3 separate regions of the Mus musculus genome follow, and regions 1 and 3 are each linked to region 2. The links are chromatin loops, found by intact Hi-C in ENCODE. Cell type or tissue: left cerebral cortex. All regions are shown on one strand. Links, peaks and the distances in the headings refer to the core of each region. The heading gives the core; the rest is flanking DNA.

What was found. Hi-C counts contacts between places; a loop is a spot of excess contacts. Peaks named below come from ENCODE experiments on the same cell type or tissue, not always from the same donor. Only the 100,000 strongest peaks of a DNase experiment are listed, where the experiment ranks them.
Region 1: a loop joins it to region 2, with 3 times the contacts of the local background. A loop is called at or near these places in 7 of 42 quality-filtered maps.
Region 3: it touches region 2 in a loop (8-fold over the local background); 24 of 42 quality-filtered maps call a loop at or near these places.

What each region holds. Positions count from the first base shown.
Region 1 is chr2:163,915,882-163,922,007 of GRCm38, forward strand. It overlaps Rims4 (regulating synaptic membrane exocytosis 4), which reads right to left and starts at 3,092. Exons shown (of 6, transcript NM_183023.2): 1 at 2,706-3,092. The coding sequence starts at 2,802. Gm35886 (a long non-coding RNA gene) reads left to right here and starts at 3,186. Exons shown (of 3, transcript XR_375201.3): 1 at 3,186-4,313. In left cerebral cortex, for the core only: no CTCF peak of the experiment used is centred there; DNase peaks (open chromatin) are centred at 998, 2,705, 3,186, 3,480 and 1 more place; H3K4me3 peaks cover 2,563 bases; H3K27ac peaks cover 2,227 bases.
Region 2 is chr2:163,855,445-163,861,570 of GRCm38, forward strand. It overlaps Kcnk15 (potassium channel, subfamily K, member 15), which reads left to right. Exons shown (of 2, transcript NM_001030292.1): 2 at 2,739-3,430. The coding sequence ends at 3,430. Rims4 (regulating synaptic membrane exocytosis 4) reads right to left here. Exons shown (of 6, transcript NM_183023.2): 6 at 4,312-6,126. Among named protein-coding and RNA genes, the nearest start is that of Kcnk15, 4.8 kb to the left of the region's middle. In left cerebral cortex, for the core only: a CTCF peak has its summit at 3,241; DNase peaks (open chromatin) are centred at 3,272, 3,582, 3,838, 4,231 and 3 more places; H3K4me3 peaks cover 324 bases; H3K27ac peaks cover 1,566 bases.
Region 3 is chr2:163,949,012-163,955,137 of GRCm38, forward strand. No RefSeq gene overlaps it. Among named protein-coding and RNA genes, the nearest start is that of Gm35886, 33 kb to the left of the region's middle. In left cerebral cortex, for the core only: a CTCF peak has its summit at 2,964 (motif pointing left); a DNase peak (open chromatin) is centred at 2,957.

The DNA.
Region 1 (6,126 bases), core at 937-4,936, 60 kb after region 2:
CGGGCCCTAGTCTACAGTCTTTAGAAATTACTTCAGCTCAGTGCTGTTTTAAAGAAAATAAACCCAAAAGGTTTCTTTTAGGAGAAAATGAATGAGACGATCAAGAGAAATTAAACACCCAGACAATGGTCCTTACTTCCAACTTCCACCAACGCTCCTGATTATTCTTCTGGAGATGGAAGCAGACTTTCTCCCTGTACCTCCCAAGCTCCAGGGAGTCACAGGGATGGGCAGAGAGGGAGCCTGAGATGTCCAAACAGAGCCCTGAGCTGCCAACTGCTCCCCAAGGCCTCCTCACCTGGGAACCATTTTCTGCACAGTGAGATCTGGCTTTTTTTTTTTTTTTTTAAATCCTCCTCCAGCAAGAGAAGCCACTGGTGTTCTGAAGAGAGCCAAGATCCTAGTTCTGCTCTCAGCGTTGTGCAGGAGACACCAGATGACCTTGGCTTACACATGCATGCACATAGACAAATACATACCTCCCACCAGGGCCTCGGTCATCTATACACCTAGCCTCATATACACAACCCCCACCCCGACAGGTTTGGGGCCCAGGAGGGCTGAAGAAGGTGATCTCTAGGTCTCTTACAAGTGAAACCTAAGAACTGGAAAAAGCTTGCTTAGAAGGGGGAATTAGACTGAGGGTTAGAAATTCTGTTAATAGCATCAATGAAGTTGTCTTTGACTCAACTGAAACCTAAAGCAGGTCCGGCAATAAGAGCCAAGGTGTCCGGCCCACAATGAGCGCAGCATGACTTCGGAGAAAAAGCCTGTCTCAGTTGCTCCTACACACCTGTGTTCCTTGCCCTCCCACCCAGCTGGTCTCTTGAGACACAAGTAAGTGGCCGGAGGAACTTTGGGAGAGGGCCCTGCCGGCTCTATCTTCACAGATGCTCCAAGACTCCCCCTACCCTAGCTCCCATCCCTACAGCCAGCCTGATCTCCTCTCTCTGAGTTGGCTGCAGTAGAGGCCACTGCATCAGGGACCCCGCCCCGATTCCACCTCACCTGGTCTTGCTTAGAATATGGATAACTCCTCAGCTCTATGACTGGGAAGCTGAGCTCCCGAGCCTCAGGTATTTGGTCTGTGAGATGGTGAAACCATAGGCTGCATGGGTAACAACCATCTTAACTCCCAACTCCTACCTCCAGGTCAGGAGAAAAATTCCGTCAGGTGCTGGCCCTGACTGTTACCATTCCCTCACCGCCTGGCTCTGGGGGACTTTCTTCTTCCTATCTGTCTTCCTGTAAGTGACAGCCCATCACCCACCACTCCATCCCATAACAGAACCAAGACAGAAAATGCCAGCAGGCAGGGAGTAGAAACCTGAACTCTTGAATTCCCTAAACTGTAACATTTTGGGGTAGTGCATACATGATTTTTTTTCCTCTTAAGAGTTAATCTGTATTTTAATCAGTATTGAACCCACTTGTTCCTACACACACACAACACACACACACACACACACACACACACACACACTCCTCTTTCCCGCCCGCCACTTCTTCATTGACTTCAAATATTCCCAAATTATCAGTTCAAAAACCATTTCATTCCACCCTCCCACCACACAGCATCAGAGGCAGTGTTATCTGCACTTCCTGATGAAGAAACTGAGGCTCAGGTTGGCATGATTTGCCCAAGGTCACAGCTTATTCGGAGGGAATAAAGACTGGAATCGGACTCTAACTCCCAATCTTGGCACTCTTTGGGGGAACTCTCACCCAAACCTTCTAGGTACCCCCACCTGTTGTTGGATTTTCTTCTTTACCCCAAACCAAACTCACTGCTCTCTGTACCCTCTGCCTGGTCCCAGTATCCACGAGCTGGTTTCCTCTCTACCCCTGGACTGTGGCTACCAGTTTTTTTGTGGTGTGTGTGTGTGTGTGTGTGTGTGTGTGTCCAGGCCTAGAAGCAGGTTCGAGTTGCAGGTCCACAGCTGGGTTCAGCCCACCCAGAAAGGCCACTCCAGGGACAAGAACACCTGAAGTCAGGGGCACACACTGAAGGGTAGCACTGCTGTAGTTAGCACTTACACTGCCTTGCACCTCCTTGGGGAGGAAAGACCAGCAGACCCCGGACCAGTTATGTGCGGCTCCCCAGAATCTGACAAGAGTCTGGAGCCCCAGCCTGTGGGGGAAGGGAATGGAGAAACAAATCGGGACACTCAAGGCTTTGGCCTTTGAACAAGGGGGTCTTGGGCAGGGAGCCTCTGGATGCAGCTAAGACAAAGACCTCGGAGAGGTCAGGTCTATGCGCCGCTTCCAACGACCAGGGGTACGTCGGAAGACCAGGGGTGAAGCGGCCTAAAACCCGAAATCTGACTAGGGGGCATATACCAGACTTGGGTAGTGGCAAATCCTGTTGAGAAACAAGTCAGGGAGGGGGTCGCGGGGGAATCCTGCAGGTGCATATAAATAGGGAGACTTGGGTCCAGGCGACCCAAGGGCCCACTTGCGCAAGAAGGACGAGTGCAGATGCTCAAGGGGTCCCTGGGGCGCAGGAGGGGGGACAGGACCAGAGCTCCTCCTAGACTCCTGGGGTCTTGAGGGAGTGGGAGGGGCCCCTGGGTATCTATCCGAGTGGGACCGAGAGTGCAGCGGAGACAGTGGCCGCCTCTCTCGGGCGCTCCGGGTCCCCGAGGGTCCCTGGCTTCTGGACCGGGAGACAACCCCCCGGGGTGGGTGGACCGCAGCGCGCTCACCTGCGTCCTCATCATCGAAGGAGTTCATGCACGGGAAGTAGATGGCGAGCGCCTCGAAGGAGGCGGACAGGCTGAGGCGGCTCTGCGAGCGCTCCATGCCCGCGCCCGCGCCAGGAGCCTCGGCCGCGGCGGCGGCGGGCGGCTTGGGCAGCTTGGCCGCCCCATTCTTGACGCGGAGTACGGCGCGCGGCGTGGTGGCGGCGGCCCGGGGCTCCGCGGGCAGGCGGCGGGGCTGGTGGCCGGGCGCAGAGGGCCGGACACTGGCGGCGCGTGGAGCCCGAGACGCGAGGTGCTCGCGGCGGTGGCGGCGGCGGTGGCGGAGGCAGTGGCGGTGGCGGCGGTGGTGGCGGTGGTGGTGGTGGTGGCGGCGGCGGCGCAGCGCGCTCTGGCCCGCGGCGTCCCCAGCCTGCTTGCCGCGCGGGGCGGGCCGCAGCCGAGCTCCGCAGCCAATCGCCGAGGCCCGGGGGAGGGGGCGCCGCGGGCGGGGCTTGGGAGCCGCGAGGGTGCGGGCTGCGCCGCCACCGCTGCCGCCGCTGCCAACCGGGCAGGTGCACGAGCCCGCCGCAAGGCTGTCTGCGCCCGGCTGCTGCGGCTGAACCTCCGGTGCCCGCTCTGACCCGTGACTGTGAGTCCTCAGACTCACTCCAGAGGCAGGTGTCCAGTAACCCCGATTCATGCAGGCCTCACCCAGATACCCTGAGGCTCCCAGAGGGACACAGTCCAAGAAATCCAAGAAACCTGCATTCACCCACAAGCACCCACAAGGATGTATTCGCTCGGCAAGAGAGATCTCGGACTCCCTCACACTCGGGGACAGAGGGACACCTGGACAAACACCTTCACGGATACCTGAACAGACAGACACTCTATAGACACACAGTGACTCTTTCTGACATAGGAGCAGATATACCCACTGGCAACTTCAGAGGGTACACAGAGACCTGCAGAGTCACAGGGAGCAACAGGCGGGCAGGACATGTCCTCCCACATATTGGAGACCCTCAGACCCCACAAACCCCACAGAAGTTTGGACAGACACACACCTTTTCGTGCACCCACACTTGCTTGCAGACATATCCTGGGAGTCTCTCACAGAGAGGGAACATTAGCACCCCTCCTCCTGTAGTGATCTGTCCCCAAAACTGGGACAGTCACCCTCAGAACACTCATACCTATAGACACAGCCGTACAGACTGAGTCACTCACAGGGATGGATTCATTCTGGTGCACAGACACCCTCAGACTCAAGATCCTGAGACATTGCTGCAGGCTTACACTGGCACACACTCTCAGACACATCCTGATGCCCATGGTCCCCCGATTCACACCCATAGGGACAGATTATCAGAGCCTGGGTATAAAGAGATACACTCAATTGCAAACCTCCTCTGCCCTCCAAACCTGAATGACCAGAGGTCCACTCTACCAGCAGAAGCAGCAATCCTTTCTAATTGCTCTCCCCCTCCCGTGAAGCAGCCCTCTGAAATGGCCTCAGGAAAGGACTGCTCAGTCCCTCCTTTCCGAGGGACCTAGAGGGAGCCCCTCCATCTCACTAACCTACTTCTTCATCGGAGCGATGACAGCAGGAACCCTCTGTTTTGGATGGTTGTGAGTATTTATTTTCTGTTCATTCATAGCCAACCAAGAGGCTTAAAAGCAACAGACCTTTATTAGTGTGCAATCTGTCTAGATTGTAAGTCTGTGCAGCTGAGCTGGGTTCTCTGCTTAGAATGTTACAAAGTATTAGCGAGGGGTGGCTTGTCACTGCCGGCTTTGGAGAAGAGTCGGATTCCATGATGATTCAGGTGCCAGCAAGATTCAGTTCCTTGCAAATGTAGGACTGAAGTCCGTGTGTGCTGGCATCTCAACATCTGCAAATGGTCCTGGGCCCGTACACATGGGCTCTCCATCTTCAACGCTACCACAGGACTGACAGGCCTTTCTCATCCTCCCCTCTCTCTAACTCCCTGCTGGGTTGTCCCCCAAAGGGTACCCCCTCCTTTATCCTTTATGTCGTCTTGTAACTTGATCACGGCGGTGATGTCTTTCCCTAGTTCCACACAGTCAAAGGGAATTATGTAAGGGTAGACTAGGTCCTTGGACCAATTCTGTCCCCTCGCTGAGTACCTGACACAAAGGGGGTGCTACTCGAGCCTCTTCCCCTTTCCAGGAAGCCAACTCTGACCTTGAGAGCAATAGAAGTATGAGAATGTTCTGCTCGTAGACACCCCAGAACCTCACTCCTTCTAGTCATTCAGACACCATACATCTCCGAGCGCGTTCTCTTCTCTCTCTCTCTCCTCTCTCTCTCTCTTTCTCTGTTTGTGTGTGTGTGTGTATGTGTATGTGTGTGGTGTATGTGTGTCCATCAGTGACTCCTCTATGCCCAACATATACTCAGAAGCTGACCACTTCTCTGTCCCAATTCATCACAGCTCTCATTTCATTCAGGGTCAGAGTCCAGATGCCACAAGGTCCCAACTGTGTGCTCGGCCACCTCTTGTCCTCATCTCCCTCATATCCCTGTGGCTCACTTGGCTTCAGACCCAAAGGAATTTCTCTTCCCTCTGCCAGAAATACTCTCCAGAAAGCCACAGGGCTTGCTCTCACGGACATTCACGCAGATAGCACCTCTGCAGTAAAGGCCTCCTTCAGGCACCTCCCCGAGATGGCAAAATCTCCTGAGCTTTATTTTCTGTGTCGCTCTAGTCACTGTCTGAGCCATCCCATGTGTGCAGAAGGTGGATCTCTCTCTCTCTCTCTCTCTCTCTCTCTCTCTCTCTCTCTCTCTCTCTCTCTCTCTCTCTCTCTGCCCCAGGGCCTAGTAGGGTACTAGGTAAAAAGTGGTACTAATTTAACTAACTTATGTAGGTTGGATGAAGGAGCCCTTCACACCAGCTTATGAGGGAGGTATCCTGAGCACCTCTCTCCCCCATTTTAGGAAGAACTGAGAGCTGAGGCTTGCATATCTCAAAGATCACAGGAAAGGGATGAGACTGAAGCTTGTAGCAGCCCAATTCCAAAATTTGTGTCTCTTCCACTACTCCTAACACCAAGGCAAATTCATTCAGGGACGCATATGTGATGGGGCTGCGAGGGTCACTGAACTTGGCCTGGAACTAGGGAAGACATCTCAGAGACCCAAGAGGAAGGTCCAAACTGAATATTGCAAGCGGCCTGCACAGGAGCATGCAAACCCTGAGCTGACCTTTGGACAGTCAAATGCTACCTCACCAAGGATCAGTAGGACCGCTAGGCCGCTCTTAAAACTGTGCAAACAAGGGCTGGAAGGATGGTTCAGCAGTGAATAGCACTTCCAGAGGTCTTCCAGAGGTCCTGAGTTCAATTCCCAGCAGCCACATGGTGGCTCACAACCATCTGTAACAGGATCCGACACCCTCTACTGGTGTATCTGAGGACC
Region 2 (6,126 bases), core at 1,214-5,213:
ATGTACAGCAGTGGCTACCATGGCTCGTGCCCTCAAGGAGTTCAAATCAGGGATGGGCAGAGTGTATCCCTCCCATGGTACCACAGGGAGGCAGACTTTAAATGCTTATGTTATGTGGAGACTTTAAACATGTATACGTTCACGTTGCATGTTCCATAGGGTACAGAGGGGTGCAGAATGAGCAGGAAACTCGCTCCTATCCCCGCCTTTCCTGGAAGTTTTTTGATCTAGTGTATATTTATTGTACACAGCAACGGGTTTCACTGAGGCATTTTGCTACACACACATTGGGCACTCTGACCATGAGCACCCACCACCTTCCTTCTCCTGTCTTCCTCCCCTAGACCTCTTCCTATTCCCAAGTTCTTTTTCCATCTTCTACTTTCCTGTCTCTTTAAAAAAAATTCTAGACTCCACATGTCATCTTGGTCTTTCCGAGTCTCTATCCTGTCTCTTGACCCACCCTTTCATCTCCCTGGCTCACATACACCTTACCTATCTCTGGCACACTTCCAGCTACATGCTCTGTGTACATGTTCCTTCAGGCATCACATACGACATATGGGTAGTAGATCTATATCCTAGCTATTTCTGCTCTTTGCATTTAGTAGTTTTTTGAGACAGGACCTCGTGTAGCCCAGACTGTCTTTGTGATCACTATGTGGCTGAGAATAACAGAGAACTTAGGGTCTTCCTGCCTCAGTCTCCCAAGTGCTGGGGACTTACAGGTGTGTGCTACCATGCTTGTCTTTTATGTGGCACTGGAAATTGAACCTGGGACATCAGGCACACTATTCAGATGCTCTCAATTGAGCTGTATCCCAGACCCTGATTTAGTATATCTTAGTGCTTTTCCTATCTCAACCCTAAAGAGCCATGTCCTTTTTTAAAGGCTGAATATCAGGGCTTCTCAACCTTAGAAGTACTGACATCTTGACCCAGTTAATTCTGTTACAGGGCCTGTCCTATGCCTTATTTATTTATTTATTTATTTATTATATGTAAGTACACTGTAGCTGTCTTCAGACACTCCAGAAGATGGCATCAGATCTCACTACCATGTGGTTGCTGGGATTTGAACTCAGGACCTTTGGAAGAACAGTCGGTGTTCTTAACTGCTGAGCCATCTCACCAGCTCCCTGTCCTATGCCCTATAAGATGTTGATAGCATCTCCAGCCTCTGTCTCTGTCAACAACGTACAACATTATGACGTATACACACAGCCATTCCCATCCCCTAGTAGAGAAAACTAACAGCTTCCTTAGGTATTGTCAGATGTGACCATAGTGACAAGGCCACTGTGGTCTAGTGTAGTGTTCTGTCATCTGGATGGTGCTGATATGAATCTAACCAGGCTTCCTCTATTGATGGCCAGGGGCTTGTTTATGACTTTTGCCATGACAGCGGTGGCAGCCCCTATGTACCAGGGGGCTAACAATGTAAAGCTGCAGAGGTCTAGGGCTCTGTATGTCTTACCTTTGGGCAGACAGGATAGGTCTGCTGGAGGAGGGGTGCTCTCTATGAGTGATGGACCCCCTTACTTCTCCCTGGTTATGGGCCCATGTAAGCTATTGTCGCTCTCTCCCGAAAGAGACACACCCACACATTTCCTCAATGGCACAGTGACACAAGGCTCAGGGAAGCCCACACATGCCTGCATCCATGAGGGGATCAGTGAGCAATGCTAGCACCAGAGATACCCAGAGCCGATGGGTATTTCCTGAAGGCCGACAGGGTGGCAAAAGTTAAGGAGGGATTTGAGGGGAGCATGGACCTGGAAAGGGGGAGAGAAGCCAGTCCAAGGAAGAGGAAAACATGAAAGAAGGCACGTGTAGAAGTGGCTTTCTAGTAGGGACCCATCGGGCTGTACCTAAAGAAGATCCGATAAAAGGGGTGAATCTGGAGACTGGGGGTTAGAAGGATGGCTGAGGTTGGGGAGTGGAGAGGAGAGAGGAGGGGTGAGGCTGGGGAGTGGAGAGGAGAGAGGAGGGGTGAGGCTGGGGAGTGGAGAGGAGAGAGGACGGGTGAGGTTGAGGAGTGGGGAGGAGAGAGGAGGGGTGAGGCTGGGGAGTGGGGTAGTAAAAGGAGGGGTGACACTGGCAAGCATAGAAGAGAGAGGAAGCATACGTCTGGAGAGCGGGGAGGTGGGGAGAGGGGTGAGGCTGGAGAGTGGGAGAGAGAAGGAGCTGGGGGTTCCATGTGAGAACTGGGTCCTTACCCTTCGGGTACTAAGAAGCCACTGAAGATGTGTCTCCTGTCCCCCCTACCAACACATAACTTGCTAAGATCGACGTTTTTCTGTACTCTGTAGGTTGTCAGAGCACCTGACAGATACATGCACACCAAGCCACAGGACCCCTCCCGTATCACCCAAATTCTTCACACCCTTCAACCGCTAGGGCAAGCAGCTACAGAGCTATTCTGCCAGAGCATCCTGTCTTTGGGTCCATGCTTTGGGGTTGGGCCTCCTCCACTGGGCAAAATTCTGTTAAAATCCATTCTTTGCTATCTCTGGGAACAGAAGTTGGCCCAACTGAATTCTGAGGTTCTGAATGACCATGTGTGGATTATTCACCCCTAGGGGGAGGGATACCTGGGTTCTGAGTAGCCACGCAGGAGTTCAGAGTGCAGGAATGGCATAGGTTTGGCTTGGAGCTCCTGGGGACAGGTAGGCCCGGGGTCGGTAGTGCGTTGGGCTAGAGTGGGCTCTCAGAACACTATCTCTCTTCCCACACAGGGTATGGTCATGCCGCGCCGGGCACGGACTCGGGCAAAGTGTTCTGCATGTTCTATGCCCTCCTGGGCATACCCCTGACGCTGGTCACCTTCCAGAGCCTGGGCGAGCGTCTAAACACACTGGTGCGGTGTCTGCTGCTGACAGCCAAGCGCTGCCTGGGCCTGCGGCGGCCGCACGTCTCTGCTGAGAACATGGTGGTGGCCGGGCTGCTGCTCTGCGCAGCCACCCTGGCCCTAGGTGCCATTGCCTTCGCGCACTTCGAGGGCTGGACCTTCTTCCACGCCTACTACTACTGCTTCATCACTCTCACCACCATAGGCTTCGGCGACTTCGTGGCGTTGCAGAGAGATGAGGCGCTGCAGAGGAAGCCGCCCTACGTGGCCTTCAGCTTCCTCTACATCCTGCTCGGGCTCACGGTCATCGGTGCCTTCCTCAACCTGGTGGTCCTGCGCTTCCTCGCCAGCTCCGACGCCCCGGAACGCGCAGTCCACCGCCGTGTCAGCGTGTTCCGCAGGGGGGCGCCCGAGAGCCGCGTCCGCGCCGGCGCCTCCACCTGCATCCCCTACCCCTTCCATCAGCTGGAGACCTGGGCCCGTGACAACCCGGCCTTCTCACCCCCCTTGAGCCCAGAAGCCACGCATCATTGCCACAGCAGCCCAGACAGACCCCGAGCCCGGAGGAAGTCCATCTGATAGTCCTTCCCTACCCTGGCTAGGCCTGGCCAATGTCTAGCTCCTCCTGTTAGCAAACCCACCCTTCTTTCGGGCTTGGAGGGGAGTTGAGGCTCCTGTCACCATCTGTGTACCATCCCTTCTAGATATATATGAAAGCTGCACTAACAGCAGAAGCCGACTGTACAGCCACCCGGTGGTGTAAACTGTTTAGTCTAAACTTGTAGGAAAACCTGGCCATCAGCCCCTAGGAGGGGCGATACCCAGGTCAAGCATCCTTATGGGGTCCTTCACAAGGCAACAAGAGGCTAGTTTCTGCTCTGAAGAGGATACAGGATATCCCGCAGGGGGAGAGGTATGACTTTAAACACCAGAATTCTACCAGGAAGTCTGGATGTTCATGCTAGAAGCACGGAGATGGACAGGGTGAAGGGAATTTATGGAAAATTTTGCACTATATAGATGACTGCATTTTCTTTGCTCTGCATGAAAATGTGGAATGTGTAAATGTATAAACGGTTGTCCCCGCTGTCAAACAGATGCCGTGTCCCTGGCTAGCCCCTTTTGGGTGAAGGGATGGCCTCCTCACTATCACTACCTATAGGCAGCTCAGTGCTGTGGGATGAGTTTCGTACTGGACCCCACCCTATCATTGGTGATATATCACTAGGACTCTCATCCCTTTCCTGGGCCTTAGCTTCCCCTTCAGTAGAACAGGGTGCTTCTGAAGAGCCTGCTTTACACGGGCACCAGTGGCACAGCTTCCTGATGCAGGCACAGAGGATGTTCATGAGCCTGGTGGAGGCATCTTAGCATCCTAGAGAGCTCACCACTTAAAAGACCAGTATCCTTTATCTTCTCAGGTAGAACTGTCCCTGAGTAAAGCAAGAGCAAAACCAGGGTAGAAAAGCCAAAAACTTTAATTTCCAACATGAGCTATGTGGTCATGAATACAATGCCATGTGACCCACTCCAACTCAGACGCACCCCAAACCCTCCCTCCCTGGAGGACCAGGCCGTTCCTGCTCCCCAAGAGGACACAGGGAAAGGTGGGTAGATGAAGGGAGGCTCCCAGCCCAAGGACTCTGGGGTCCCATCTTCCTGTCACCTTGCAGGATGGCACAAAGGACTCAGAGGTAACACCTATGTCTACTTCTAGCCTCCCACCCAGCCCACACAGGCTCTCTTGCTGAAAGGAAAAAAACCCTTGGGCTTGCTAGGCAAGCCTATAGAAACTCTCTGTCCACTAAGGTCCTGTTTTGCAGACACAGGCCCTCTTGGAGGGCCAAGAGAGCCATTGCAGGGGACAGGAAAGGGGTCTAAGGCTCTGGGCCTGGTGTAGCACTCGCTGTTGCTCAATAAATAAATGCAGGTGACCTTGCCTGGTGCAACAGCTCTGCCTTGGGAGAGTGTGGGAGCCCCTGTGCTGTTTCTGAACCCCAAAGTGCTCAAGAAGGAACCCGGTGGTGAATCACATGTGAACCACTTAACCGCCTCTGCTAACGTGCTTGCACACCTGTGCTGTGAACCACCGGAGAACGAGCTGGCACTTTCAAAGTCACAACTTGAGCAAGCACCTCTCTCTCTCTCTCTCTCTCTCTCTTTCTTTCTCTCCCTCTCTCTCTCTCTCCCCCCCCCTCTCTCATTGGACCTCCTCCGTTCCCTTCTGAAAACAAGGCTGTCAATACAGGCATCCCTTTGCTTGCTATTTGGGGTTCTTATGGGGGTCAGAGTAAAATCACGGGGGACACGCTGTGGGAGGTGCTATGGGAAGGGGTTGCTATCGCCTCTGAAGGTTAGAGAGGACTCCCCTGAGCCCCCCCCCTACTCTACAAACCCAGGAAGTAGCTTGTTTGTTGGCAACCCACTCCCAGCTGGACCTGGAGAGGTAACAACCCAGCCTAAAACCCTTCCGCTCATGATCCCTGGAGAAATTGCCCAGGAGACCCCAGACAACCTGGCACCCCTCCCTGTAACCACCCTCTTCTCCCAGAAGAGAGCCAAGCAGGGCAGGGCCACCTGTGCCTAACGGCTGGAAATAATGATGGTGGCCAACCTGCCCTTGAGCAGTGGTCTCCCAGCTTTGTCCCCCAGTGCATGTTGCTGAGAGGCCTGCTGTGGCCCGAGTTTCCTAACCTCTCAGATGAGCTACAGCTTTGTCCTGACATAACTGGGAGCCACCAGGAGGCTCCAAAGAAAAGCAGCAGAAAGGATGAGAAATGGCTGTCCCCTTCATCCTTCCCTGACTCTGGCTCAGCATGAGACATGAAGGGGACCCCTAGGCGGAAATGCCACCGGACATACCAAGGACCCCACGTTGGCTCTCCTCACGCAGGGCCTTAGTATTCTTTTTAAAAATGCAAATGGGCTAAAAATCTACAGGCCCTTCCCTTCAGAACGCAGAGGCATTCTGGGTGAGGAAAATGGAGATGGCCCCTTTACATGGCAGTCCTATACATGACTTTTGTCCAGAGGGGAAAAAAAAAGAAACACCCTTAGAGACACAGCACCAGAAAGGGCCCCCAACTCCACCCCCTCTGCTCCTTTCCTGATGGCAGAGTTTGAGTTGACAGAGGGTCAGACAGCAGTGGGAACAGGCTGGGCTTGTTGGTCCCCGAAGCTATGGATGAAAATCACTCTGCCCCGAGTCCTTTGGTGAGGACAGAAATGGCTCCCACACCCAGTGGTCACAGCCCCTTGGAAGTGGGGCACACGCT
Region 3 (6,126 bases), core at 937-4,936, 93 kb after region 2:
CAGGATCAATAGCCTCACGGATGAACAACAGACAAGTTTTATTAACCTACACTGTGGGTCTGGAGCCTCCATATTTCTGTTAAAAAAAAAAAAAAGGCTATCATGATGTTTGAACAGCATGGGACTGTCCATGGTGTCTAGATTTGTCTGGTCATCAGAACTAAAAAGGAAGTTTGCTCAAAATGCTGCTACCCACACCCAGGACCTATCCTTGAACGTTCTGGTTCTTGTGGCCTGGGGAACAGATCTTAACGCTTCCCAAATTTTCAGTGTACCTGTGCATCAGACCCACAGCTCCCTGTCTCCTAAGCCAGAGCTGAGACATGGGCTCCCAATGCCGACAGAAATTTGAAGGCCAATGTTGAGGGACAGGAACGGTGGAACACAACTTTAATCCCAGCACTTAGGAGGCGAAGGCAAACAGATCTCTGTGAATTAAAGGCCAGCCTAGTCTACATAGTGAGTTCCAGTCCAGCTAGAGCTAGACAGTGAGATTTTGTCTAAAAGAAAGAAGAGGAGGAGGAAGAGGAGGAAGAGAAGGAAGAGGAAGAAGAGGAAGAGGAGGAGAAGGAAAAGGAGGAAGAGGAAGAGGAGGAGAAGGAAAAGGAGGAAGAGGAGGAAGAAGAAGAGGAGGAAGAGGAGAAGGAAGGCCAGTGATGGAATTTGTTCACCAGAGATTTTGATAAAATCAGGGCTTAGACATTTTTAATTTTTATTATACTTTTCAATTCCAAGTTTTAAAGCAAAGAGTGACAAGCTTTACATGTGTGTGTGTGTATGTATGTGTGTGCATGTATGTGCGTCTGTGACCATGACAGCCAGCAGAGCAATGATCCATGGGAGGCAAGGAAGTATTTCGGTTCAGACTGACTCAGTAGCTGCTGTTGGTTCAAACTTCAAACGTCTGACCCCAAGTAGTTTATTTTAGGCATATGTAAGCACAGCACAATTTGTCGAGAATTTTTCCTGGTGATAATTAACTCAATCCCATGTGCACAACAAAGCTTAAGACATGACTGCATTAAAGCGTCCTTTCAAAGTTCATGTGACATCTTTTATATAGATAGATTCCATACATTAGCTGAGAAAGAAAGACCAGCTCATGGTAAGGGTCTGGGAAGGATGTGGTGTGGTCTCTGCTACACAGATAGCACCCGATTCACCAGGCTATTAGCCACGTCCACTCCCAGACATCTGGGTGGAAAACAAGCTAAGCATCTCTCCCTTTAAAGGAGACAACCCTGTATATTTAACATTCCTGGTTCCTCTTGTGCTCATATGTTAGCACAAGAACTTCCATGCCTCCCACCTATGGATGCATGTGTATGTGTGTCATGCCATACATGTGGAGTCAGAGGACAACATTGATGGGTTAGTTCCCTCCTTCCACTATGTAGGCTCCTAATCGCCAAATTCAGGTTGTCATTCTTGATAGCAAGCACCCTTACCTACTAAGCCCTGGCTGGCCCCTCAGCTCCAGGCTTTCTGTGTAATTCTAAATTCTGTTTTGTTTCCTTTGTCCCTTTGAGGACATTTAAGATAGGTCACCTTTTTTCCTCTTGGTTTTTCAAGGCAGGGTTTCTCTGTGTCGCCTTGGATGATCTATAATACTCTCTATAGACCAGGCTGGCCTCAAACTCAGAAATCTTCCTACCTCTGCCTCCCAGGTGCCACCACTGCCTGGCTTACAGCTGGCTTTGGTGACTAGCTTCTGTCACTTTATTTAGTTCTCTGGGGGTTCTTGGTCAGTTTCCTTGTATGCCTGGTGATCTTAAAGATGTATGTGTATGTGCACACATGTCCTTTTGTTAAAAACTGGACAACTGGGGCTGGTAAGATGGCTCAGTGGTTAAAGGCCTTGGTGACCTGATTTGGATCCCAGGACCCGCATAGTGGAAGGAGAGTATCTGAACCTGCAAGCTGCCCTCTGACTTCCACACATGTGCTGTGGTGTGTCCACATGCATTGCCCTACAAACAAGCACACACAAAATGAGTTACTAACTAAAAAAATTTTTAAAAAATGAAACTGGACATTTGACTGTTACAATGTGGTGACTCAGGAAGTCAGGTCCTGTTCTGTCGTCAGTTTGTTGTTTGATTATGGAAGTTGTAATCATATTTGTTTAGTGATTCTTGTAACTATTTTAGAAAAAAATTTAAAAGGGACTATATTCCTAGGGCCAGGCATGCCGGTGCATGCCGGTAATCCCAGTCCTAGGGAGGTTGGGGCAAGAGGATCTGGAGTTAGAGGCCATTGGAAGCCTGGCAGTGAGTTCCAGGGAGTTAGTTTCAGAGAGAGATACAGAGTCAGAGAGATACAGAGACAGAGACGGAGACGGAGATGGAGACAGAGACGGAGATGGAGAAACAGAGAACTGTATCAGTCAGTTCCCTTTAGCTTTTGTTCAACCAGAGTTTTTAGAGAGTCAAACAAGAAATCCAGGATGACAAAACACTCCTCCCTTGGTCTTCGCAGACAGGTCTGTGATGCTAAACTGGGCTATTCAGACTCTGTCTCCGTCTTAGGTTCCATGCGGGTAAGGGCTGCATTTAAGTTGTGTTTTCTTGATTCATCATCTACTTGGGTACCATGACTGTGTGAACCTTTAACAGTTTTCTCCAGGTCTGACAAAGCTGGTGTTGATGTTTCTGTGTGGGAGTGTGAGAGCCACTTGCTCCTACAGACATGGGCCTGCCTGTGTGAGGCGTCCTTGACCCTGTCATGGGTAGCACTGCTGTGGGAACATAATTCTATGATGGTGAGTAGGACTCTCGGGGCCTGGAGATGAGTTAAGTCCTGGATCTGACCCCATGGAGTCCTTTTTTGGCCTTCCATTACAATCTTCTCACTTTCCTCCAGTTGTGTAAGATGGGCAGGGTGATTGGTCACCCTTAGTGTGTGAATAGCTCTCCTTCCTCTTGACGGCTGTACATGTGGGCACCATGGAGACACCTAGTGGCGAGTTGCTGTCTGTGGGCTTAGTGAAAAGATTGGTCAATGGCTCCCATAAAACACAAAACAGGCAAGAATCCAGAAGGCACTGAATTGCTGCCTCTGACAGGGACAGTTCAGTTGAAGCTGCACCTTAGTGCATGGGTTGGATGCGCCTCTGATGTAAATTCTCTATGGAGTTACTGCTGGTTTGCAAGTAAATACAATGAAGACGAGAAGACTGCTCCTCCTGGCTGCGTGGCAGGGTTTGCCACTCCCAGAGATGACATCCTTAAAGATGAAGTTCTTCTGGGAGATTTCTCCTTCTCTTACCATGTGCGGTCTCAGATAGGCTTGGGTTGTCTGTCTCTCAGCTCGCTTTCCTGTGCATTGAGAATAACAATCACCACCATCATCGTCATCGTCATCGTCGTCATCATCATCATCATAATCTTGCTTGAATTCCTAGTATTCATTTGAAAGGTCAACACGATATATTGATTAATTCAAAATTAAAAAAAAAAACAATCACAACTCAGTTCAATAAAGCACTCTACCATCTAAATAAACAATTACAACAAATGTATAGTCCGGGAGCTGAGAGGATGACTCAGTAGCTAAGGATGTTTGTTGAGCAAGCATGAGAGCCTGAGTATTCACCCCGGCACCCAGGTTACAAGCTCAGCATGCTCACACATACCTGCCGCCCTCATGCTCTGGTGGAACGCAGGCTGAGGTGGAGTTGGGCGAAGACCAGAGGACTGCTGGGAGCTTGCTGACTCCCAGCCTAGCTGCACACCTAAGGAGAGACTCTGTCTCCAGAGAATAATACAGGGGGTGACAGACAAGGACACCTGATGTCTTCCTCTGGCCTATATATGTGTGTGCATAGGCGCATACATACCTTCACCACTTATAACTACAACATACACACACACACACACAATCAAAAAGAAATACATGCGCAGTCTGACCCCATCTATTTAAAGCTGTGTATACACATATCCTTATCCATATAATTATCTATGGAAAGGCCTGTGTGTGTGTGTGTGTGTGTGTGTGTGTGTGTGTGTGTTTATTTATTTATTTAAGTGCGGGGTGCTTTCTGTAATGAAGCTCACCACATTAGCAATGAGATCGTGGGTGACTGCTGCCCCCTTTGCATTTCTCTAACTGGTCCATGATGCCTATGTGTTGTGCACATACGTATTTGGTGAAAGAAAGCTGAGTGTGGGCACCAAGGGGCTTATTGAGTATGTCTGCTCTCCTTTCCTTCCTCCAAAGATCCTATGGAAACCAAGAAAAGCATTTCAAAGTTTTAATGAAGGCCTTTAAAATAATAGTAGCTATATCTTGGAATTAAGAATCTGCCATGGGGTGTGGGTGTGTGTGTGTGTGTGTGTGTGTGTGTTGAGCATCCTTTGTGCTCCCCATCCGTGGGTAGCTCTAAAGAGAATGTTACCAAGGATGATTTTTGACCCTTTAAAAAATACATTATTGCTGGCTGGTGGTGATACAAACCTTATCCCAGCACTTGGGGGGTGGAGGTAGAGGTAGAGGTAGACAGATCTCTGAGTTTAAGGCCAACCTGATCTACAGAGTGAGTTCCAGGCCTGTCTGGGGAACTTCCACTAAGTACCTTCTTGCGATGTGAAGAAAGAAGGTCTTCACTGTCTTCCCCTATGCTTGGTGTATGGCAACATGGCCTTCTTGCTCACCACAGCTGTGGTATGCAATATGGTACCCACAAGCCACATGCAGATGTTTAGACTTAAAAGTTCACCTCACATCTGTACTAGCCATCCTTCAAAGTGTCTGATGGCCACATGTAGCCTCAGCCAACTGCTCTACAGGGCAGTGGATAACGCAGGTGGCATAAAGGTCTCTGGCACGGGGATGCTCTCCAGCAGGGGTTGGCAAACTCTGCCCACCATGAGGTCTCTGCTGCTTGAGTTTGTCTCTGTCACTGTGACACAAGAGCAGCCATAAACAATGCATGGCCCACCTGCTAGGGCACGTGGCTGTGATCCAAAAAGACCTAATTTAGGAGCCCTGAGTCCAAACTTTGCATCATGTTCACATATCGTAAAATGTTACTACCCCTTTGATTGCTTTTCTACAGTCATCTGGGAACGTAAAACCATCCTCGCCCTATGGACCACAGATGAATTAGCAGCAAGTAGATTTAAGCCACAGGTCACCATATGTTGGCCCCTGTCTTAGTGAATTGCAGTTTACAAGATCTACGGCCTGTTATTTTAGTGAGTTCAGAGAAAAAGTTAAAGCTAACATATTCAAGGCCTTTCTCTCTGAGCCCAGAAGTCTGATCATCTATTCATGGCCTGCCTTCCTCTGCACTTCAGGATCTGTGGATGAGGACCAGTCCTTCTTATGAATTCTTCTCCCTGTGTTCAGAACGATGTTTGGTATCTGACAGCTCTCGGCTGAGCCTGTGGAACAGACGCACGCGCACCAGCTACCTCCCGAGTATCATTTGGCTTTTTCCTTGGTTCTGCCTTCAAGCTGAGGAGGCGATTCCTGTCTGCGCAACAATTTTATTTCTTGTTATCAACAAACACATTGACATTCCAATTTTTCACCAGCGTCCCAGGAGCTCAGCTTATGTATTTTCGCCTCTGAGAGACGACAGCAGCTGTCCTGCTGTGCAGCAGGCTGGTCACAAAAGTGTAAGCTGCAAGGAGATTTGATAAGGAGACTCGTAAAAGAGACAGGAAGCGACCTGAAGAATGTCAATACATGGAGATTTTCAACGATGAAATTTCACCCTCTCCAAGCTAGAGATGAGAAGGCTACAGAACATGTAACCATTTCTGCAACTCTAAGAGATCACTGTACTAGGTTGCAAACTAGTTGAATGGGGTAAAAGCCACAAATTATATTAAAAATACACATGCCTATGAAAAGCATACCTGTGAGGGCTACAGACTAGGAGGGGGCATGAGAGATCTCTCGTGTACTGGAATGTTCCGGATCTTCATCTGTTAGTGGTTTCACACACAAATGCTTACATAGTGTTTCATCTGTCCTTGTAAGATACGGCACTGTCCTGTATATGAGCTATTTCTTAAGTTTAAGAAACAAAACTGAACATTATGTGAATGAAATCAAAACCACAGTGAGACGTCATCACCTTGGAAGGATAAAAAGTGGGTGAGGAGACCGCCAGCTGGC